Regions from separate parts of the Homo sapiens genome. Here region 1 is linked to region 2. A link is a loop called in an ENCODE intact Hi-C map of the cell type or tissue named here. Cell type or tissue: PC-3. All regions are shown on one strand. Links, peaks and the distances in the headings refer to the core of each region. The heading gives the core; the rest is flanking DNA.

Region 1 (11,094 bases), core at 1,974-9,973, 270 kb after region 2:
GTAGCTAGAATTACAGGCGCCTGCCACCACGCCCAGCTAATTTTTGTATTTTTAGTAGAGATGGGGTTTCACCATGTTTGCCAGGCTGGTCTCGAACTGCTGACCTCGTGATCTGCCCGCTTCGGCCTCCCAAAGTGCTAGGATTACAGGTGTGAACCACTGCGTCTGGCCAAGAAAATCTATTAAGTAGAAAGATGCTGCCAATATGTTATTCCCTGTGAATGCCTTGGAACTGTGGACATTAACTCTTCTGATCCCAAACTTTTGGACTCTTAACACCAGAAACATATAGCAGTTTTCTTATTTAAAGTATAGACCCAGCTGGGCACAGTGGCTCACGCCTGTAATTCTAGCACTTAGGGAGGCCGAGGTGGGTGGATCACATGAGGTCAGGAGTTTGAGACCAGCCTGGCCAACATGGCGAAACCCGTGTCTACTAAAAATACAAAAATTAGCTGAGCATGGTGGCAGGCACCTGTAGTCCCAGCTACTCGGGAGGCTGACCCAGGGGAATCGCTTGAACCCAGGAGACAGAGGTTGCAGTGAGCCGAGATCGCACCACTGCACTCCAGCCTGGGCAACAGAGTGAGACCTTGTCTAAAAAAAAAATATTAAAAAATTAATTTTAGACCTGTAAGTAAAGACCAATATTTTATAAAGGTGAATGACTTGTAGCTTTTTATTTTTATTTTTTAATGATATTGCCGCTATTGGGCCACTGTGGGTCTTCTACTTCTCCAAGTATTTCTGAAAATGGAGGAAGGATAAAGGGAAAATACCCATCCAAAATGTTTCGAGGCAAATGCTAAGTGCCTCTCAGCATTTCAGGTCCAACTGCTTTTTCCACTGCTCACCAATTGAGGTTTCTGTGGAATTTACACCTCAGATGGACATAAACCAGTCTGCGGGGTGCTTGGATGACAACTGTACTCAGGATGAAATGTAGGTACCTTACTGAAGGGGGCCAGCCCCTCCACACCTGTGGGTGTTTCTCGTCAGGTGGAACAAGAGACTGAGAAAAGAAAGAGACACAGAGACAAAATATAGAGAAAGAAAAGTGGGCCCAAGGGACCGGCGCTCAGCATACGGAGGACGCGAGCTGGCACTGAGACCTAAGTTCCCTCAGTATTTATTGATCATTATCTCTACCATCTTGGAGAGGGGATGTGGCAGGACAATAGGGTAATAGTGGGGAGAGGGTCAGCAGGAAAACATGTGAACTCTGTGTCATAAACAAGGTAAAGAAAAGGTGCTGTGCCTTGATGTGCATGTATACAAACATCTCGGTGCATTAAAGAGCAGTATTGCTGGTGCATTAAAGAGCAGTATTGCCACCAGCATGTCTCACCTCCAGCCCTAAGGTGGTTTTCTCCTACCTCAGTAAATGGAACATACAATCAGGTTTTACACTGAGACATTCCATTGCCCAGGGACGAGCAGGAGACAAATGCCTTCCTCTTATCTCAACTGCAAAGAGGCCTTCCTCTTTTACTAATCCTCCTCAGCACAGACCCTTTACAGGTGTCGGGCTGGGGGATGTTCAGGTCTTTCCCTTCCCACCAGGCCATATCTCAGGCTATCACATGGGGAGAAAGCTTGGACAATTCCTGGCTTCCCTAGGCAGAGGTCCCTGTGGCCTTCCGCAGTGTGTTGTGTCCCTGGGTACTTGAGATTAGAGAGTGGTGATGACTTTTACAATCATAGTGCCTTCAAGCACTTGTTTAACAAAGCACATCCTACATAGCCCTAAATCCATTAAACCTTGAGTCAACACAGCACCTGTCTCTGTGAGCACAGGGTTGGGGCTAGGGTTACAGATTAACAGCATCTCAAGACAGAAGAATTTTTCTTAGTGCAGAACAAAATGGAGTCTCTTATGTCTACTTCTTTCTACATAGACACAGTAACAGTCTGAGCTCTCTTTCTTTTCCCCACACCTGACCTAATGCAATCGCTGGCCTTAAACTGATGCATTTAAGAAAGATGTTTCAATTACCAGCCTTGACAAGAGCTTTTCTCCTGATTAAATTTACACAATAACTAAGAAAAGAGAACAGTGAGGAGGAACTTAGCCTAGGGTGACTCTCTAGCCCCTCAGCCTTCCCCAACCATTCCTCCTAAAGAGGCCCCAGCTTCCAGATCTCAGGCATCCCCCAGTCCCCTGAAGGTTAACGATGCTGTTTCCCGCTGAACCAGCCAGAAACAACTAACATGAAAGTGGATTTATTTTTACCCCAGGCTTTGTCATCTATCATTACTGAAAAACTAAGAGACAGATTTTGGCTGAACAGCCTATGGAATATTCAAGATCTCCATGCAGACTTTGGCTCTCCATCTGCAGCAATTCATCTTATTTGGAGTGGCCTTCTCCTCCATGCCAATGTTCCTCATTAGCAAGGATATCTGTCATCATGCAGCACCACTGACATAATAGCTTCCGTGGTGGAAGCAAGTTGTTGGTACCTTGGATGACATGGTCTATTTAACCAAAGACTGGGGAACAAATTTAAGCATGTCTTGCAGAATTTCTCGGCACACAGACTTCACCAGCAAAAACTTATCTATTGAGGGACATTCTCCCTGGATTTAATACTTAAGTATTCCACATGGTAAGGGTATCTTTTGCTGGTTTGCAAGATGGAAATGACAGAGCCTGCTGATTTCATGCCTTCTGTAACCATGAGACCCAGATGGGCACTGCATTGGTGATTCTCCATTACCTTCCATATCACGTTCAAACTATTCATTCTAGGTTTCCAGACTTCCTTGTTCATGGAACTGTGCATGCATTTCCTTTCTCATCTTGTTTCCCAGTCAAGCAAACTTGATTTGAGCCCTTCAAAGTCAATCCAGGCCAGGCGCGGTGGCTCATGCCTGTAATCCTAGCACTTTGGGAGGCTGAGGCAGGTGGATTGCCTAAGGTCAGGAGTTTGAGACCAGCCTGTCCAATATGGTGAAACCCCATCTCTACTAAAACTACAAAAAAATTAGCCAGGCGTGGTGACATGTGCCTGTAATCCCAGCTACTTGGGAGGCTGAGACAGGAGAATTGCTTGAACCTGGGAGGCAGAGGTTGGTTGCAGTGAGCCAAGATCATGCCACTGCACTCCAGCTGGGCAACAGAGTGAGACTTCCTCTAAAAAAATAAAAGTCAAATCAGAGGGATTTACAAGCTAGTTCCTGGGTGGCCCATATGGTGCTAGACCCAGGCCCTGTCCCTCTGTCTCCTATTTCCATATTTAATTTAAAGCTCCCTCCCGTGACTTTTTTTTTCCAAGTGCCAAACTACTACCCATCCTTTTAAAACCCAGCAAATACTTCTTTCAGGATAGCGTGGTTTTTTTTCTTTCCAACTTTTATTTTAGGCTGAGGTGGTACATGTGCAGGTTTGTCACATGGCTAAGTTGCATGTTCTAAGGGTTTGGTGTACAGATAATTTTGTCACCCAGGTAATCAGCATAATATGTGGTAGGTAGTTTTCTTCATCGTTGTTGTTGTTGTTTGAGACAGAGTCTCATTCTGTTGTCCAGGCTGGAGTGCAGTGACACAATCTCAGCTTACTACAACCTCTGCCTGCCAGGTTCAAGTGATTCTCCTGCCTCAGCCTCCTGAGTAGCTGAGATTACAGGTGCCCACCACCACACCTGGCTAATTTTTGTATTTTTAGTACAGACAGGGTTTCACCATGTTGGTAAGGCTGGTCTCAAGCTCCTGACCTCATGATCCACCCACCTTGTCCTCCCAAAGTGCTGGGATTACAGGCATGAGCCACCGCACCTGGCCTAATTTTTGTATTTTTTTTTTTTAGTAGACATGGGGTTTTGCTATGTTGGCCAGGCTGGTCTCGAACTTCTAGCCTTAAATGATCCACCCATCTTGGCCTCCCAAATTGCTAGGATTACAGGCATGAACCACCATGCCAGCCTGATACGTAGTTTTTTAATCTTCACCCTCTCCCTACCCTCCACCCTCCAGTGGGCCCTGCTGTCTGTTGTTCCCTTTTTATCCATCTGTACTCAATGTTTAGCTCCCACTTATGAGTGAGAACATACAGTATTTGCTTTTATTTTTATTTGAGATGGAGTCTCACTCTGTGGCCCAGGGTAGAGTGCAGTGGTGCAATCTCAGCTCACTATAACCTCCGCTTCCCAGGTTCAAGCGATTCTCCTGACGCAGACTCCTGAGTAGCTGGGATTACAGGCATGCACCACCTACCCGCTAATTTTTATATTTTTATAAATAGAGATGGGGTTTTGCTATGTTGGCCAGGCTGGTCTTGAACTCCTGACCTCAAGTGATCCACCCACCTTGGCCTCCCAAAATGCTGGGATTACAGGTGTGAGCCACCACGTCTGGCCAGTATTTGGTTTTCCGTTCCTGTGTTATTAACTTAGGATAGTGCCCTCCAGCTCCATTCATGTTGCTGCAAAAGACATGATTTTGTTCTTTTTATGGCTGCATAGTACTCCATGGTGCATATGTTCCAGATTTTCTTTATCCAGTCCACCATTGGTGGGCATCTAGGTTGATTCCATGTCTTTGCTTTTGTGAATAGTACTGCGATGAACCTATGAGTGCATTTGTCTTTATGGTATAACAATTTATATCAGGATAGGTTTTGACAGCTGGAGAAATTGAGGCATCAGAACTTGCCCAAGATCACATGGCTCATCAGAAAAGAGTGGAGCCTGCAATAAGGTTGCATCTGAAAGCAAAACCCACTGTGCTGTCCTGCTCCGCAGAATGTCATTGAGAGGAAGACTGTGATGAGTCATTTTATGTGTTAACTTGACCGCACCATGGGGTCACGGTGAAGTAGAAAACCCTCTCTAGTGTGGGAGGGCATTGAACAATCCATTGAGGGCTTGAATAGAGCAAACAGATGGAGGAAAGAGGAATTTGCTCCTTTTTCCCTTCCTGCCTGATTGTTGGAGTTGGGACATCCAATTTCTCCTGCCCTGAGGTCAGAAGATCGTGACCAGCCTGGCCAACATAGTGAAACCCCATCTGTACTAAAAATACAAAAACTAGCCAGGTGCGGTGGCATGTGCCTGCAGTCCCAGCAACATGGGAGGCTGAGGCACAAGAATAGCTTGAATCTGGGAGTTTGAGGTTGCAGTGAGCCGAGATTGCACCACTGCACTCCAGCCTGGGCAACAACAACAACAACAAAACCCTGGAAAAAGTTATAGGTCTGTATTTATCACGACTTGGTCCTGAGAGTGGCACTGGGGATAGAGGTCACATCCAGAGTTTCTGTTCTGCTGCTACTAGTGTGGGAAAGCCCAATGTTCATTGATACCATACAGATGTGAAGCCTTTTCCCTTCAGCTGTCTGCCTTCTGCTGAGAAAGGAGGGAAGCCAGAAGCAGGTTTCCCCACCTCTCCCATTTGCACTGACCCTGCACAGGCTTACACATGACAGTGTTAATCCTGCCATTTCCCTAAGGGGTTTAAGTCACTAGGCAATTAAAACCCAAGATCTGGGTGTATGGTTCCAAATGTGAATCAGGGCAGCCTTCATGACGCCCAGTTATTAGTCAGAAATCCAGCATTGTTATGGAATCCCTGAGGTTTCTTCAAGATGAAACTTGCATTTCTAAGCACAAAGCTTCAATTTCTTCTTCATTACCCTACCAACCTATTTCCCATGAAGTAAGTAAGCACGATGTCATCATTCTATCCCAAACCTTCCTACAGCTCCCTGGCAGAAGATTAGCAGGTTTTTCTCTCTGTAGTTCCTCTGACTCAGATCTCTCCTCTCCCGCTGGTAGCGGGTTTTTCTCTCTGTATTTCCTCTGATTCAGATCTCTCCTCTCCCCCTGGTTGCCTTGAGGAGGCCGAGGTTCTAGGTTTTCTGGTTTCAAAATAAATTGGCAGAAATCGGAAATGACGCCAATACTGCCCTCCTGCCTGCAGGCAGCTGGTCCCAGTGGGAGGTCTCTTAGCAATCAGGCTCAAATCAAATATTTGGGTGTCTGGAAACATTCTGATTGGAATGAGATCATAAACAAAAACTTCTCTCTTTCCCTCCCCAGTTAACCAAGCCACTGGGTTGCTGCCCTGCACCAGGGAGATCTGTGACTCATGCAGAACCTTCAGTTACAGGCAGGCCCCACAATGAGGCATCACAATCCCAGACAGCCAGGCCAGAGAGCCACTTCTATTTCTGTATTGATAGGTAGCCTTGGACAAGACATGCCAATTTCAACTTTTTTGTGGCTGTGCCTACCTAAAACCCAAAGTTTTAATTTGGTCCAGTCAGACTTTCTGCACGCAGCTCCTTCCAGAAATCAAAATGTTTCCAGGTTCACGGGAGCATGAGCTTCAGTTCAAGTCAGAGGCAAATCAGAAGAAACGAGGGTTTCCAAGTCCTCTCTTCCTCCATCTGCCATCTTGATCTTCCCTCCACCTTCCCCGCAAGTGACAAATGATGCATGGTTGAGAGAAGGGGCAGATGGATACTAGCCGAGGATAGTTTCACATCTTTTATTTTCCAACCACGCCCAGCCGTAAAAGCTCTATTTTATAGACATAAAAGCTGAGGCTGGGCACGGTGGCTCACATCTGTCATCCCAGCACTTTGGGAGGCTGAGGTGAGTGGATCATTTGAGGTTAGGAGTTCAAGACCATCCTGGCCAACATGGTGAAACCTCGTCTCTACTAGAAATACAAAAGCCGGGCATGGTGGCACACTCCTGTAATCCCAGCTACTTGGGAGGCTGAGGGATGAGAATCGCTTGAACCCAGGACGCAGAGGTTGCAGTGAGCTGAGGTCATGCCACTGCACTCCAGGCTGGGTGACTGACTGAGATCCTGTCTCTTAAAAAAAAAAAAAAAGGCTGAGATAAAAGATAAAATCTCTCTTGTATATAAGGATACCACTTGTCACCTTTTAAGATACCCTACCCCTTACCCTGGGGGACAAACATTGCTAGATCCTAAACAAACACTTAAGAATTGAATTAGCACCCAAAACACCTGGAAATGTCATCTTTTCTTTCAGTGGTAATAAGCAAGTGGTAAATTAGGCACTACTGTTTTGCCTCCACCACGCTCTAGCTTTGTGGCCTTAAGGGCAGCAAGTTGCATAACTCCTCTCAGCCTCAGTTTTGTTTACCTGGAAAATGGAAATAACAGTAGTACAGATCGTACTCTACTTACAATAATTTAACTTATTATTTTTCTTTTCTTTTTTTTTTTTTTTTTTTTTTTTGAGATGGAGTTTGTTCTTGTTGCCCAGGCTGGAATACAATGACACAATCTCAACTCACTGCAACCTCCACCTCCCAGGTCCAAGGAATTCTCCTGCCTCAGCCTACCAAGTACCTGTGATTACAGGTGCCCACCACAATGCCTGGCTAATTTTGTATTTTAGTAGAGACAGGGTTTCACCACGTTGTCCAGGCTGGTCTTGAACTCCTGACCTCAGGTGATCCACCTGCCTCAGCCTCCCAAAGTGCTGGGATTACAGGTGTGAGCCACCGCGCCCAGCCTAACTTATAATTTTTCAACTTTATGATGATGTGAAAACAATCTGCATTTAGTAGAAACTGTACTTTGAGGCTGAGTGTGGTGGTGGCTCATGCCTGTAATCCCGGCACTTTGGGAGGCTGAGGCAGGTGGATCAATTGAGCCCAGAAGTTCAAGACCAACCTGGTTAACATGGCAAAACCCTGTCTCTACTAAAAATACGAAAGTTAGGCGTGTTGGTGAGTGCTTATAGTCTCAGCTACTCAGGAGGCTGAGGCAGGAGAATCACTTGAGCCCAGGATATGGAGGTTGCAGTGAGCCGTGATTGTACCACTGAATTCCATCCTGGGCAAGACAGCGAAACTCTTTCTCAAAAAAAGAAAGAAAAGAAAAAAAGAAACGGTACTTTGCGTACCTATAAAAACATTCCACTTTTCATTTTTGGTACAATGTTCAATACATTCCATGAGACACTCAACACTTTATTTATTTATTATTTTTTGAGACACAGTTTTGCTCTTGTTGCCCAAGCTGGAGTGCAATGGCACGATCTCGGCTCACTGCAACCTCTGCCTCCTGGGTTCAAGTGATTCTCCTGCCTCAGCCTCCTGAGTAGCTGGGATTACAGGTGTGCACCACCACATCCAGCTAATTTTTCTGTATTTTTTGTAAAGACGGGGTTTCACCATGTTGGCCAGGCTGGTCTCCAACTGCTGACCTCAGGTGATCCACCTACCTCGGTCTCCCAAATCAACACTTTAGTATAAAATAGGCTCTGGGTGAGATGTTTTTGCCCAACTTTAGGCTAATGTAAGTGTTCTGAGCACATGTAAGTTAGGCCAGGCTAAGATGTGATGTTGGGTGGGTTAGTTATACTAAATGCATTTTCAGCTGGGCACAGTGGCTTATGCCTGTAATCCCAGCATTTTGGGAGGCCAAGGTGGGCAGATTATTTGAGGTCAGGAGTTGGAGACCAGCTTGGCCAACATGGTGAAACCCTGTCTCTACTAAAAATAAAAAAAACTGGCCAGGTGTGATGGCACACACCTGTAATCCCAGCTACTCGGGAGGTTGAAGCAGGAGAATCGTTTGAACCCAGGAGGTGGAGGTTGCAGTAACCAGAGATCATGCCACTACACCCCAGCTGGGTGACAGAGAGAGACTCTGTCTCAAATTAATTAATTAATTAATGAAATAAAAGCATTTTCAACTTACAATGGTTTGTTGGGACAGACCGGAATCATGTAAGTCAGGAAGCATCTTTTATCTACTTTGCCAGGTTGTTTTAAGAACATAGACAGTGAGTGACTGTAAAACACCTAAACCAAAGGCAGACAATAAATAGTAGCTACTGTTGTTGTCATGACTTTTTCACTTGTAAAACAAGATCACTTGATTAGTTTTATTTGAGCATCAAATAAAAGTATACTTTGGTTACTTCATTGTTCTGATTATAAAATTATAGTAATTCTTGGCCAGGCATAGTGGCTCACACCTGTAATTCCAGCACTTTGGGAGGTCAAGATGGGAGGATTGCTTGAGGCCAGGAGTGATACCAGCCTGGGCAACATGACAAAACCCCATCTCTACCAAAAATACAAAAAATTAGCTGAGCATGATGGTATGCGCCTTGGTCCCAGCTACTGGGGAGGCTGAGGTGGGAGGATTGCTTGAGCCTGGGAGGTTGAGGCTGCAGTGAGCCATGATGGTGCCACTGCACTCTTAAATGGGTGACAGAGTGAGACCCCATCTCGAAAGAAAAAAAAAGGAAAAATTCATGGTAATTCTTTACCTAAAAAGCTGCAGAATACAGAATGAGTCAGTCAGCACCCCAGCTTCTATGGCTCAAGGCAAATCACCTTACCATTCCTAAATCACTCCTCGGTTAAAAAAAAAAAAATGTACCGGTGGCAGTGATTGCTAGAGCATTTATTAAAATAATTTTGGTCAAAGGAAATACCAAAGTTTATCATTAAGATTCCACAGTGACCCTGAATTCTATATTGAACATCTTTCTTTGATCTCCTTTGGAAATCGTCTGAATTTTTCCCTTGGGAGGCTCAGGAATCAATTTTTGTTGATCTTGTTTATACTATAGAGGATGCCAAACTTCAAGCACTGAAGGAGGCTCAGGAATCAATTTTTGTTGATCTTGTTTATACTATAGAGGATGCCAAACTTCAAGCACTGAAAGATACATCCAAAATGAGCCTGAACACAGTGTCAAGGTTCGACTATAGACACATTTCACCATTTTCACTTTCGTCAGTAGACAAAGAAGCTGACATTATCTCTAATAGCCCAAAACTGGAAACAGCCCAAGTGCCCAACAAGTCAAGACTGTTTCCACAAAGAAATGGAGTATCAGCATTTCACTGAAGATAAAGATCCTGTTCAAAATCATATCAGGGGGCCAGGCGCGGTAGCTCTTGCCTGTAATCCCAGCACTTTGGGAGGCCAAGGTGGGCGGATCACCTGAGGTCAGGAGTTCAAGACCAGCCTAGCCAACATGGCGAAATCCCACCTCTACTAAAATATACAAAAATTAGCCAGGTGTGGTGGCATGTGCCTGTAATCCCAGCTACTCAGGAGGTTGAGGCAGCAGAATTGCTTGAACTTGGGAGGTGGAGGTTGCAGTGAGCCAAGGTTTTGCCACTGCACTCCAGCCTGGGTGACAGAGCAAGACTTTGTCTCAAAAAAAAAAATCATATCAAGTAAAAAATTAAAACGAAATAACAATGATTGTATTAATCTAACAACCAGGTTTAGAAATTAACAAAGGGGAACAGGACCTTCTACATAGATAGTAGATGCTGATATGAAGATTTGATCTTGATCCCCAAGAATGCAGTTTTCTGATATGGTTTTATCTTTAAATACATGCGGGGATTTTTTTTTTCTTGCTCTGTCTGCCAAGCCTTGGGGCACCACCCTTCTAGAACCACCTTAATCCAAGTTCAAATCTTGGTTTTACAAAAAATGTTTCAGAGACAAGATCTTGCTGTCACCCAGGCTGGAGTGCAGTGGTGCCATCACAGCTCACTTCAGCCTCAAACTCTTGGGCTCAAGTGAACCTCCTGCCTCAGCCTTCTGAGTAGCTGGGACTATAGATGCATGCCACCATGCCCAGTAAATTTTTTAAAAAATTCTTCTTGTAGAGATGGGGTCTCACTATGTTGCCCAGACTGGTCTCAAACTCCTGGCCTCAAGTGGTCCTACAGCAGCCTCCCAGAAACCTAGAAATACAGGCATGAGCCACTGTACACAGCCTACATACATGTTTTCTGGGTAAGTACTTGGTTATCTTTACAAAGTAACCCTTCCTGTAGTCCATGCTGATTGAGCATCTACTATGTATCAGGCATTATTAGGGAAATAACAAATAATGGTGAAGTGCCACTTGTCTTTTTTTTTTTTTTTTGAGACAGAGTCTCCCACTGTCACCCAGGCTGGAGTGCAATGGCGTGATCTCGGCTCACTGCAACCTCTGCCTCCCGGGTTCAAGCGATTCTCATGCCTCAGCCTCCTGAGTTGCTGGGATTATAGGTGCCCATCACCACAGCCAGCTAATTGTATTTTTAACAGAGACATGGTTTTGCCACGTTGGCCAGGCTGGTCTTG
Region 2 (11,094 bases), core at 1,827-9,826:
TGTATATCTTATATTTAAAATATGTTTACTAAGTTTAATTGTTCATTGATCTGTCCCTATGTTGTTGCTATGAGGTAAGGATTTAACTTTGTTTTCCCAAATGAATAGCCAGTTTTCTCTACACCATGTGATCAGTTCACACCTTTCCCACTAATTTGAAATACTATCTTCATGCTAAATGGTCATTTATGAGAGGTATTTCTCAGCACCCCATCCCTCTGTTCTTATAGTTACCAACCTGCCTTCATGACCTAAGGGATGGCAGATATTCCAGAGATTTCACATCCTTCTGGCTCAACATTTATTCCAGGGAAGGGCATTTAATCCAAGATGGGCCAATAAGAGTCTGTGGGTTTTTGTAGTAGGAGATCATCACATTCTGTCTGTTGGTGACCTTGGAACTGCCAGTAACCCTGTTGAGAAAATGTGTCTACATGAAAAAGTTACCATATGGACATTTGAAAGGCAGATGGAGTTGGGATGTTGCACAATCCAGGAAGCAATGACTCCTTTCTTCTAGATGCCCTAAAGGCCTGCACCATCATGCCATCTCGTTCTTGTGGTTTCATTATTAAGCCAACAAATACTAATATCCTGACATTTTATGTTTCTGACATTTGTTTCACTGATTTCTTTGTTTGTGCTCATACAAAAGGTAATGTTTTAGTATGTCTTTATAATACTTTTTTTTCCCCCAAGACAGAGTCTTGCTCTGTCATCCAGAGCTGGACTGCAATGGCATGATCTCAGCTCACTGCAACCTCTGCCTCTTGGGTTCAAGCAATTCTCCTGCCTCGGCCCCCTGAGTAGCTGGGATTACAGGCATGCACCACCATGCCAGGCTAATTTTTGTACTTTTAGTAGAAACGGGGTTTCACCATGTTGACCAGGCTTGTCTCGAGCTGCTGACCTTGTGATCCGCCTGCCTCAGTCCCCCAAAGTGCTGGGATTACAAGCATGAGCCACTGCACCCAGCCTATAATACTTTTAATAAAGAATAGCACTTTAGGCCAGGCACAGTGGCTCATGCCTATAATCCCAGCACTTTGGGAGGCCAAGGTGGGTGGATAGATTGAACCCAGGAGTTTGAGACCAGCCTGGGCAGCATAGTGAAAGCCTGTCTCTACAGAAAATTATCTGGGCCTGGTGGCTTGTGCCTGTAGACCTGGCTACTCAGTAGGCTGAGGTGGGAGGATTGCCTGAGCTCAGGGAAGTTGAGACTACAGTGAGCTGTGCATTGCACCACTGCCCTCCAGCCTGGGCAACAGAGCAAGACCCTCTTTCAAAAACAAAACAAAACAAAAAACCCAGCATTTTCTATTTCTTGAAGTTATTCCCCCCATATATTTTTGTTAAAGGTTTTATTTACTCCATTTGTTAGTTTCCCTCACCCCATACAAAAGTTTTGCATTCTGATTGGATTTGCATTACCCTGAGGTGTAAAAACTTTTCCTTGCTTTCCAAGATCAGGCCAGAATCCAGGGATTGGGACTCAGATTGCACCTGCTTTTCCCTCTTCTGGACAGCTCTGCTCCTCAGAACCACCTCAACATTACCAACTGGCTTGGGGTCAGCTCCCTGAGCCCTGATTTTGCCTCCTCCCTGCCTAGCGGTTCTTCCACAGCAGGTCTGTCTTCATTTCCAGCAAATGGAAGCCTCATCTGGACACCGATGCATCTCCAGGTTTTCTTTCTGTCTGCTTAAAAATGTCTTCAGGATGCCACAATTTGGGGTTATGTGTGATTCTATTCAGAGCAGATTTTCCCACTCTGAATGTGGAGACAATATTGAGCCTTTGGGCTCTAACCTCAACTCGGTATTTGCTTGTCTGACTGAGCAACATTCTAACCACTGCCTACCTGCCTACTAATCTTTACTAAAAAGGCTCTGTCTTGTTGGTTAGCTGACAGCTTTCACTAAGCCATCTATCTGACCATAGTTATCTGTGTGACTAACAGAGATGAATGGATTAAGGCCTTTTGCCAGGGTGAGTGTCTGGGTGATAATTTCTCTCCTCATTCTTCACAGCTCTGGAACACATCCCCTGCTCCTGCCTCCGCACCTTCTCCCATCTGGAACACATTAAGGGGTTTCATAAGCAGATGTAACTTAGCATACTTCCTGACCTAGCACCCAATGTATAGTTTCATGAACTTGTTCATATGTGAACTGCATGTTTCTGGGGAGTGTGTTGGTAGCTTCCATCATACTCTCAGAAGAGTCAGTAAACCAAGAACCACAGCACAAATGAGACCTTCAGAAAACTCTCAGATGGCTCAGACTGCCCCCAAACACCACTTTACTGCTTTTCTTTTTAAATTTATTATACTTTTTTACATGGGTCTAGCAACCAAAGGAATGTTTTACTGCTTTTCAAATCTGCTCTGAGAGCCAACTTTGAGAGTTGGAGTTGAGGATCAGGGCTGCATGTTAACCTTGTTGGCTGTGAGAAACCTGCACAAGTGGCTTCCAAGAGAGGTCCAAGGGAGTCCATCTGATCCTTCCTTGCCTAGTGGTCTCCTTTAGCACAGGACAGCAGAGCATTCTCTCTGTAGCTCATTCAGAACCCTTTCACTCTGAACTGAGAGATAAAGAATAAGATGTCAGATGTGTTTCTGCATTGGGATAAGTAAGGACAACGCATATCCTGTGGGAAGGATAGCTTTTACACCCAGAACTGTCTGAGATTTTACAGTTAAGCTACATCAAAAACATTAAAAACAGGGAAACAGAAATATCAAGTAAGAATGAATCTAGTAGAAATATCTCAAAAGATAATAACAATATGATTATATATTTGTACTTTGTGTTAATTATTTGTGAAATATTTTTCTTGCATGAGGCAATAGAGGCAACTCCTGCTTCTTTGAGCAGAATGAGAATTTAGTTTAAAGATATAGGGGAGAAAATAGAATAAGTACTGTGGCATTGGCTTGGAATAGGTGTTATTGTGAGTATATGACTTTCATTAAAATAAGAAATATGTAAAAGTGCAAATGTGGCTGCTTGTATGCACACATCCCAACTCTGTCCACTGAGGGGGCATGGTAGCGCTAATAAACTAGTAGTAATAAGCATAGCTGGTTTCTACATTTTGGTTCCCAAATGCCATTCTTTACTAAAAGAACCTGGTGTCCTTGAAGAAATAGCTGATTGCAGGACTGGGACAAGGAAATTACAAGATTAGCCTGAAATATTTTTTTGTGTGAAAAAGTAAAGAAGTGTTCACAGCATGATGAGACTGTCAAAAGTACACAGTTTAAAGCAACCTAAAGGGACCCCTATTGGCAGAATCTGGGACAGTGTAAGAATAATGATAGTAATGGACTGTAGAACATTGAGTAAAATAGAAATCCATAACTCTACACTAATACAAATGAATGAAGAGAAGAGAATGCTCTTCCTATCTGATAAATGCAGAAGGAATAATGGTACTAATAAATTACCATTTGGTTGTCATCACAGTAATGATTACTTCAGGCAAGAAACACGAGTGGATACCAAAATTAATGGAAGAAAGTGGAATGAGGAATCGTATTTGATATAGTCTCAGAGTATCACTCTACAACATTCTTAGTAATTCAAGGGTGAAAAAACAGAGTGGAAAACATAGCAAACACCGTTTTGATCAAGTGATCAAAGTTAATACCATCAGTAATTGATTAAATCAGCATCATGGTGCCTCCTGAGAGGACACAGTGGCAACTTGGCATCATTTCAGTGGCAATTCAGCCACAGGATACTCTGGGTCTACTTCTGAGAAAACATCAGACAGAGGAAAACTGAAGTATATTCCACAAAGTGACTGAGTTATTCTCAAAAACATCAAGGTAATCAAAGTGCAGGAAACTGAGGAACTGCTCCAAATTGAGGAACTGCTTTGGTTGTCTGATCTGGAGGAACTGCTCCAAATCAGACAACCGGGTAAGCCACACAACCCTGGATGGATTCTTTTCCTATAAAGGGCTTTATTAGAACAATTGGTGAAAGTTAAATTTGGTTTAGTATATTCTTGAGTTTTTTTGTGCTGTACTTACTACTTTCCTGAAAGTTCAAAATTGTTTCAAGGATACCACGGCAACTAGAAGGTGAAGGAGGAAATCCAAGAAAAAAGATTCACAGAGGGTGGAGTTCCAAATTCTGTACATAAAATCAGCTAGTATATCTAGCTGACATCTGAACTGCAAATTCCAACCAAGCCATCTTAGGCTGAAGAGATTTCAGCTGCTTTCCACGACCTAGTAGAAAGAGCTTGGAGTTTGAATCCAGACAATAAACTAACTACTGGAAGAGAAACTATCAGTAATATTTAGAGGAACAATATAGAACCCAGAGTCTCTACCATCTATCATACACAACGTCCAGAATCACTTTGCATATGAAGAAACAGAAACACATGAACCACATCAGAAGAAAAGACAATCAATGGAGACAAGTTCTGAGATGACCAAGATTTTCATGGAAAAGTTATTTTTTTGTTTGTTTGTTTTCTGAGTCAGAGTTTCACTCTTGTTGCCCGGGCTGGAGTGCAGTGGCATGATCTCGCCTCACTGCAACTTCCACCTCCCAGGTTCAAATGATTCTCCTGCCTCGGCCTCCCGAGCTGAGATTACAGGTATGTGCCACCACGCCTGACTAATTTTTTATTTTTTATTTTTAATAGAGACAGGGTTTCGCCATGTTGGCCAGGCTGGTCTCGAATGCCTGACCTCAGGTGATCCACTCGCCTTGGCCTCCCAAAGTGCTGGGATTACAGGTGTGAGCCACCACACCTGGTCAGAAAAGTGTTTTTTTTTTGTTGTTGTTGTTTTTTAAAGTGGCTTTTTTTTTTTTGGATGGAGTTTCACTCTTTTTCCCCAGGCTGGAGTGCAATGGCACAATCTCAGCTCACCGCAACCTCTGCCTCCTGGGTTCAAGCGATTCTCCTGCCTCAGCCTTCCGCGTAGCTGGGATTACAGGCATGCGCCACAACACCGGGCTAATTTTGTATTTTTAGTAGAGATGGGTTTTCTCTGTGTTGGTCAGCCTGGTCTCAAACTCCCGACTTCAGGTGATCTGCCTGCCTTTTGGCCTCCCAAAGCGCTGGGATTATAGGTGTGAGCCACTGCGCCCGGCCTAATGTGGCTTTTAAAACTGTGCTCGGCTGGGTGCGGTGGCTCATGCCTGTAATCCCAGCACTTTGGGAGGCTGAGGCGGGTGGATCACGAGGTCAGGAGTTTGAGACCAGCCTGACCAACATGGTGAAACGCCGTCTCTACTAAAAATACAAAAATTAGCCGGGCAGTGGTGGCACATGCCTGTAATCCCAGCTACTCAGGAGGCTGAGGCAGGAGAATTGCTTGAATCTGGGAGGCGGAGGTTGCAGTGAGCCGAGATTGTACCACAGCGCTCCAGCCTGGGTGACAGAGTGAGACTCTTGTCTCAAAAAAAAACACAACCCAAAAAACTGTGTTCAAGAACATATACTCATAATGTCATATATGACATATGTTCATAATGAAGGAGAAAATGAATGGGAAGTCCCAGCATAGAAATATAAATTACAGAAAAAACCACATGGAAATTATAGATCTAAAACATAAATTACCTAAAATAAAAAATTCACTAGATGTGGCCAAGTGCAGTGGGTCATGCCTATAATCCTAAACTTTTGAGAGGCTGAGATAGGAGGATTGCTTGAGACCAGAAATTCAGGGCCAACCTAGACAACATAGTGAGACCTTGTCTCTTAAAAAAAAAAGCCAGGTGTAGTGGTGTATACCTGTAGTTCCAGCTGCTCAGGAGGCTAAAGCAGGAGGATTGCTTGAGCCCAGTAATTGGAGGCTACAATGAGCTATGATCGTGCTACTGCACTCCAGTCTGGGAGACAGAGTGAGACCCTGTCTCTAAAAATAGAATAGGTAGGGTGCCAACAGTGGAGGAGTGTGCAGCTGCATAGAGGGGAAGCCTGACCCTTTCCCACCCATCAGAGTCAGATTTACCCAAAACACACGAGGCCATGAATACCACAAAGATCTGCATGGTGACAGCTCTTGGGCTCTTGTGCTGCTCTGGGCCACCTTTGTATTTGGTTTGCCTCGACCCTCTCCTCCCAAATTCTATCTGTGGAGGTCGCAGCCCCACATCTAAATAAGGACGGAAACATGTGGCATGCAAAACTGACTCGTTTCTATCAGTGCTGAGACACAGCACTGGATGAGAACTCCACAGAAATCATCTTTCTTTCATCTTGGCCTTTGCAGAGTCTCTGGCTAAGTGCAGACTCAGACCCAGCCCTACAGTGCAGGAACTGGGTCTGTGGGTACATCTCAGGGCTTGGAATTATTCCTGGCACCTAGCATGGATGGATCCTGCCAGGGAAAAAGGAAGAAAAAAAGCACACATCTAGTGACTGCTGTAATACAGCTTCTCAGGAGATCAGCTATAAATTTCACCCAAAGCTTAGGGGAAAATAATGGCTAATGGTAGGTAACATGGAGTACCTGCAACACTCTGTTATGGAACAAAGCTAAAAGGAGACTGCATGGTTAGCTTTCTTCTTAGACAGCTTGAGAGCTGAGTTCCTACAAGTTCTCCCCTTGATACATAACCTGCAGTGGGCACTAGAGGGCACAGCAGTGTCACTGTTCTGCTGCCTTCTGGACTTTCTAGAATGACAACTACAGCTCTGGAGAAAGGGGCACCCAACGTGGACCCAGATCCAGGTTTCCCCTGTGAGCTTTCAAGACCTGAAAAGGGTCTGAGATTTTACTCTCCTGCAAGCTAACTCCTGAGCCTGCCAGTTTCACAAAAGCTGGCAGAAGACATGAGACACCTGTGTCAGAGGACAACAATGTTATTACACACAGAAGCTGCCATAGTCAGAGTATCTGAATTTTGTGATGCCAGTTTGTCAAGCCCCACATGGTGATGGAAAAGACCAGATGATGTGGATGTGCAGTGGGTTGTGCTACAGGAGAGAAGCAGCGACCCTGAGCTTAGAGAACCTGGATCTTTTACACTGGCAGGAGGCATGACTGCCCTTTGCTCCTAGGGACACACTATCTCCACCTTCTAAGGCTGTTTGCTGCACAAACATCCTGGAAAAGAAAAAAGACTTTGTTCAGACAAGTCCTCAACAAAGACTTGCAGGAGACATGAGATATCTCTATCCAGGAGATGAGTAAAACACAAGAGATGCAGGCAGCACTGTCTTCAGACAGTGGCTGTGCTTGGAAGCAAAGGCCTTAGGGATAGTGACCCACTAGTGCACTTTATAGGAGCAGCTAAATGGCTCAGGCATTAGGAGCCCAAAAGGAGCCCAACCAGCATCCATGCAGTCACTCATCATTCAATAAACTTTGCTTGAGCACCACTGTGTACCAGGCATACAGCCCTGGTTCTACTCAAATTAGAGTCTTCACCTTACACTTTTGATGACAGCCTTCACAGTTATCTTTTATCTTTCCTCAAATCCTCTAAAAACATTCTTAATCTTTTTATGCATTGGGTCTCTTTGATAGCCACGTGAAGCCTAAAGACCCTTTCTCAGAATATTTTTAAACTATTAAAATACCTAAGAAAATAAAACACCTAAATTAGATAAAATAAATATGAAAATAAATAAGGAAAATATCTAATAAACTATTACTATTATTAAAAACCAGTTGTCAAATATTTTAAAAATATACAAAGTATATAGAATATTTTTAAAAACTTATTTGGGAATAGTCTACGTGCTTCTCTGAGCATTAAAATAAAAAGATTTAGTGGTGGGTCTGGTAACTACTATGACTTCAAAGTCGTGACGAGCATAAAGGATATTTAGAGGTCTGCTACACAACGGTAACTCCCGACTCTAGACTGGCCTCCATGTTTTGGAATAATGCCAATATTTCAGACAAATGTCCTCATTTGGGGTCTAGAGAATAAGACCCCTGCACATATGTAGAATCCCAGAGGATAGAGACCATCTAGGAAGAAGGTGGAGCTCGGCCAGCCTCTGTGTCACACCGTGGGAACAGCAACAGAAGTGTGCATGTGCACTTGGGTGAAGAAGGCAGCATCCGCATGGCCCAGCCCAGACCAGTGAGCAAAGACCCCATGAAGAAGGGTATGTCTTAGCAGAGGCCCCAAGGGCACATGAGGAGGAAGGGGGTGAACTGGACAGAAGGCGGGAGGCCCCAAGAGAAGAGCAGGAGTGGAATGGTGTGACGTGCCTGAAACTACAAGCTGCTTCAAGTCGCTACGTGGGAAGTGGAGGCTGGGAAAGGCCAGGGCCTGGAGTTGGACAGACCGGGCAACATCAGTCATTCCAACGGAGCCCATTGCCTGCTTTCTAGAATGTGGAAAGACATGGCCAGGCGCAGTGGTTCATGCCTATAATCCCAGGACTTTGGGAAGCTGAGGTGGGCAGATCACTTGAGGTCAGGAGTTCAAGACCAGCCTGGCCAACATGGTGAAACCCTCTCTCTACTAAAAATACAAAAATTAGCCAGGCGTGGTGGCACACACCTGTAGTCTCAGTTACTGGGGTCAGGAGGGGTGGGGACTGAGGCATGAGAATTGCTTGAACCTGGAAGGCGGAGGTTGCAGTGAGCCAAGATCGTGCCACTGCACTCCAGCCTGGGTGATAGAGCGAGACTCTGTCTCAGAAAAAAAAAAAAAAGACTTTCTTACTGGTTAGTAAATAGCAGCTGCCCCAGGGTCCCTATACTAACCCCACTTGCCCAGACAAGCACACTTCTCTCCCTGGACCCCCACCACTCCCAAACTCAGAAATTAAAAGACTAACTCCCAGGCCATTTGGGGACCCCTATGCTCTGCCCCAGCATGCATCTGCTCTGATTGATGAGTCTTCATGCTGCAGTGGCCTGCACACCCGGGGACCAGATGTGCTATGGAAGACAATGCACAGTCAGCTTTGCATGTTCAGGAAGTCACGCCAAGGCAGTAGGCTCACTTGGAGCTGCTTCCTTGGTCTTTAGCTTGAGCAGAAGGCTCTTAGCTGTGAGGATGGAAAGGCCCTGGCTGATGGAGTGTTCAGGAGTGTCCTCTGGTGGCCCTCCTGGACCACTGTAAGTTGTTCTCTGCTGTCAAGCATTAAGTTCAGCCTAAAGCTGCCTCCTTATGTGGTTTAAGCTCACTAAAAGATTTCTCCATGCACAGTGAACTGTAACCTAACAGGATGTGTAACAGGCTGGCACCTACAATTGTGATTGTACCAATCAGAGCTTCGGCCAATCACAGGTGGCTGACTGCTCAATCTGTGTTCAAAGAAGGCAGAGGTGGAGCTGTGACCAGTCCAGCTGTTTCTGTGCCTCACTTCTGTTTTCTGTCCCTCACTTTCCTTTTTCTGTCCCTAATATTATCCAACCATGGGGCAGCCGCAGAGTCTCTTAGAACCCCTTTCAGGTTCTAGGGGCTGCCTGGTTTGCAAATCATTCTTTGCTCAGTTAAACTGTTTAATTTTTCTAAAGTTTTTATTTTAATAGAAGTCAAATTGAAGAGCCAGCCTGCACACCCATGGTCTCCAGCATTTTCATGGTTCACTGCAGGACCGTGGGCTGACTTTGCCCTCCTGATCCTGCCCCTTTGCAAGGCTCAGATGAGCTTTCGTGAAGTTGGTGGGGTGGCGACCCTGCTGGTTCCCTTCTAAATGACAGCACATCTGCTGTAGCTGGGTCTCCCTGCAACAGAAGTCAACCCTTATCTTGGATCCCCAGCAATGAGCGTGGCCCGGGACTCCGGGTACTTCTGAGAACTCATCCAGGAACTACTTACCAGTTGGTTTCCCTGTGCATGTGATCAAGGTTCTGGCTTCAAACAGCCTCTTGGTTCATGTTTAAAAAACAGATGGAGAAGGAAATACCATTGAAGAGAAGTAGCAAGGGAAGAATAACCCTAAAGTAGTTGCCCTTCCCAGGGTAATGCAATAAGTGAAAACCCAGATAATTCAAGTATTTTATTTTAGTCAACATTAATTGAATATTTCTTTCAGACAGGAATTTGAGATTTTTTAGTTTTAAGTTTTTATTTTAGTGTAACTAGATTTGATGCAGTGCCTGGCATATAGTAGGTGCTCAATAAATTATTAAGGATAGTTCCAATAAGTTTACTGCACCTGTAAGTTAATAGAATTCAAGATATTGATATAATTATCATTAGATATCTTGGTGAAAAAACTGAAAACTCAGGTGTCAAGCAAAATCCTCAAGAGACTCTATACCAGCAACAAATTGGAAAGCAGTATTTAGTGAGAATAAATTTTCTGTGGACAATATGCCTATTAATAAATGTGCTAAGGGTGCATTTCTGTTTTTAAATGAGCAAAAATGTGTAAATGCAACTATTAGAAATGTAAAATGAATTGAAGAACAAGAAAACAGATGAAAGGAAAATAACTGCTATTGAATTAATAGATTGTATACCACTCCTAAAAGGAAACTATGTGTATCAGCCTGAAAATTTCCTTCAAAAATGGAAATGTCTCCTAAAGGAAACAGGACCAGGTATGCTGGACATCTGACCAGGTGTGGTAGGCACCTAACTCTGTATGCTAGACACCTAACCAGGTATACCGCACACATGACTAGGTATGCTGGACACCTGACCAGGTGCAGTAGACACCTAACTTGGTATGGTAGATACCTGACCAGGTATACTGCATAACTGACTAGGTATGCTGGACACCTAAGAATGCTTTATCCTGACGGACAAGAGATCATTCCCTGGAGTCAATCTTCCTTCTCAGGGCATTTAAATTGTGTTTCTAAGTTGGTAAGATATTTTCCACATAACTTCAGAAAAATCTCAAATGATAATAATGGCTATTATTTATTAAGCATTTGCTATGTGCCTTGCTCTGAGCTAAATGTTTAACATACATTCTTTTGTTTAATGCTCACAATACTTATGTGGAATAATTTTTTTCAAATGGGGAAACAGATTTAAAATTGGAAAATAATTGCTTAAATTCCCATGAATAATAATAAGTTCATCTGAGCACAGGTGTGTCCCATGTCCGACTCTTAGCTCTGTCACCTCCTGTCCCAAACAATGTCACTGGTTTGAGCCCACAGTTACTTACACCTGCGTAACAAGACCATAAATAAG

What was found. Peaks named below come from ENCODE experiments on the same cell type or tissue, not always from the same donor. Only the 100,000 strongest peaks of a DNase experiment are listed, where the experiment ranks them.
Region 1: a loop joins it to region 2, with 5 times the contacts of the local background. A loop is called at or near these places in 3 of 110 quality-filtered maps.

The regions. Positions count from the first base shown.
Region 1 is chr10:37,484,167-37,495,260 of GRCh38, reverse strand. No RefSeq gene overlaps it. Among named protein-coding and RNA genes, the nearest start is that of LINC00993, 180 kb to the right of the region's middle. In PC-3, for the core only: a CTCF peak has its summit at 6,145; DNase peaks (open chromatin) are centred at 4,800 and 5,880; H3K4me3 peaks cover 1,678 bases; H3K27ac peaks cover 2,675 bases.
Region 2 is chr10:37,750,437-37,761,530 of GRCh38, reverse strand. It overlaps a transcript of ZNF248 not described here. Among named protein-coding and RNA genes, the nearest start is that of ZNF248, 100 kb to the left of the region's middle. In PC-3, for the core only: CTCF peaks have their summits at 3,255, 6,404, 6,611 (motif pointing right) and 9,025 (motif pointing left); DNase peaks (open chromatin) are centred at 6,600 and 9,020; H3K27ac peaks cover 858 bases.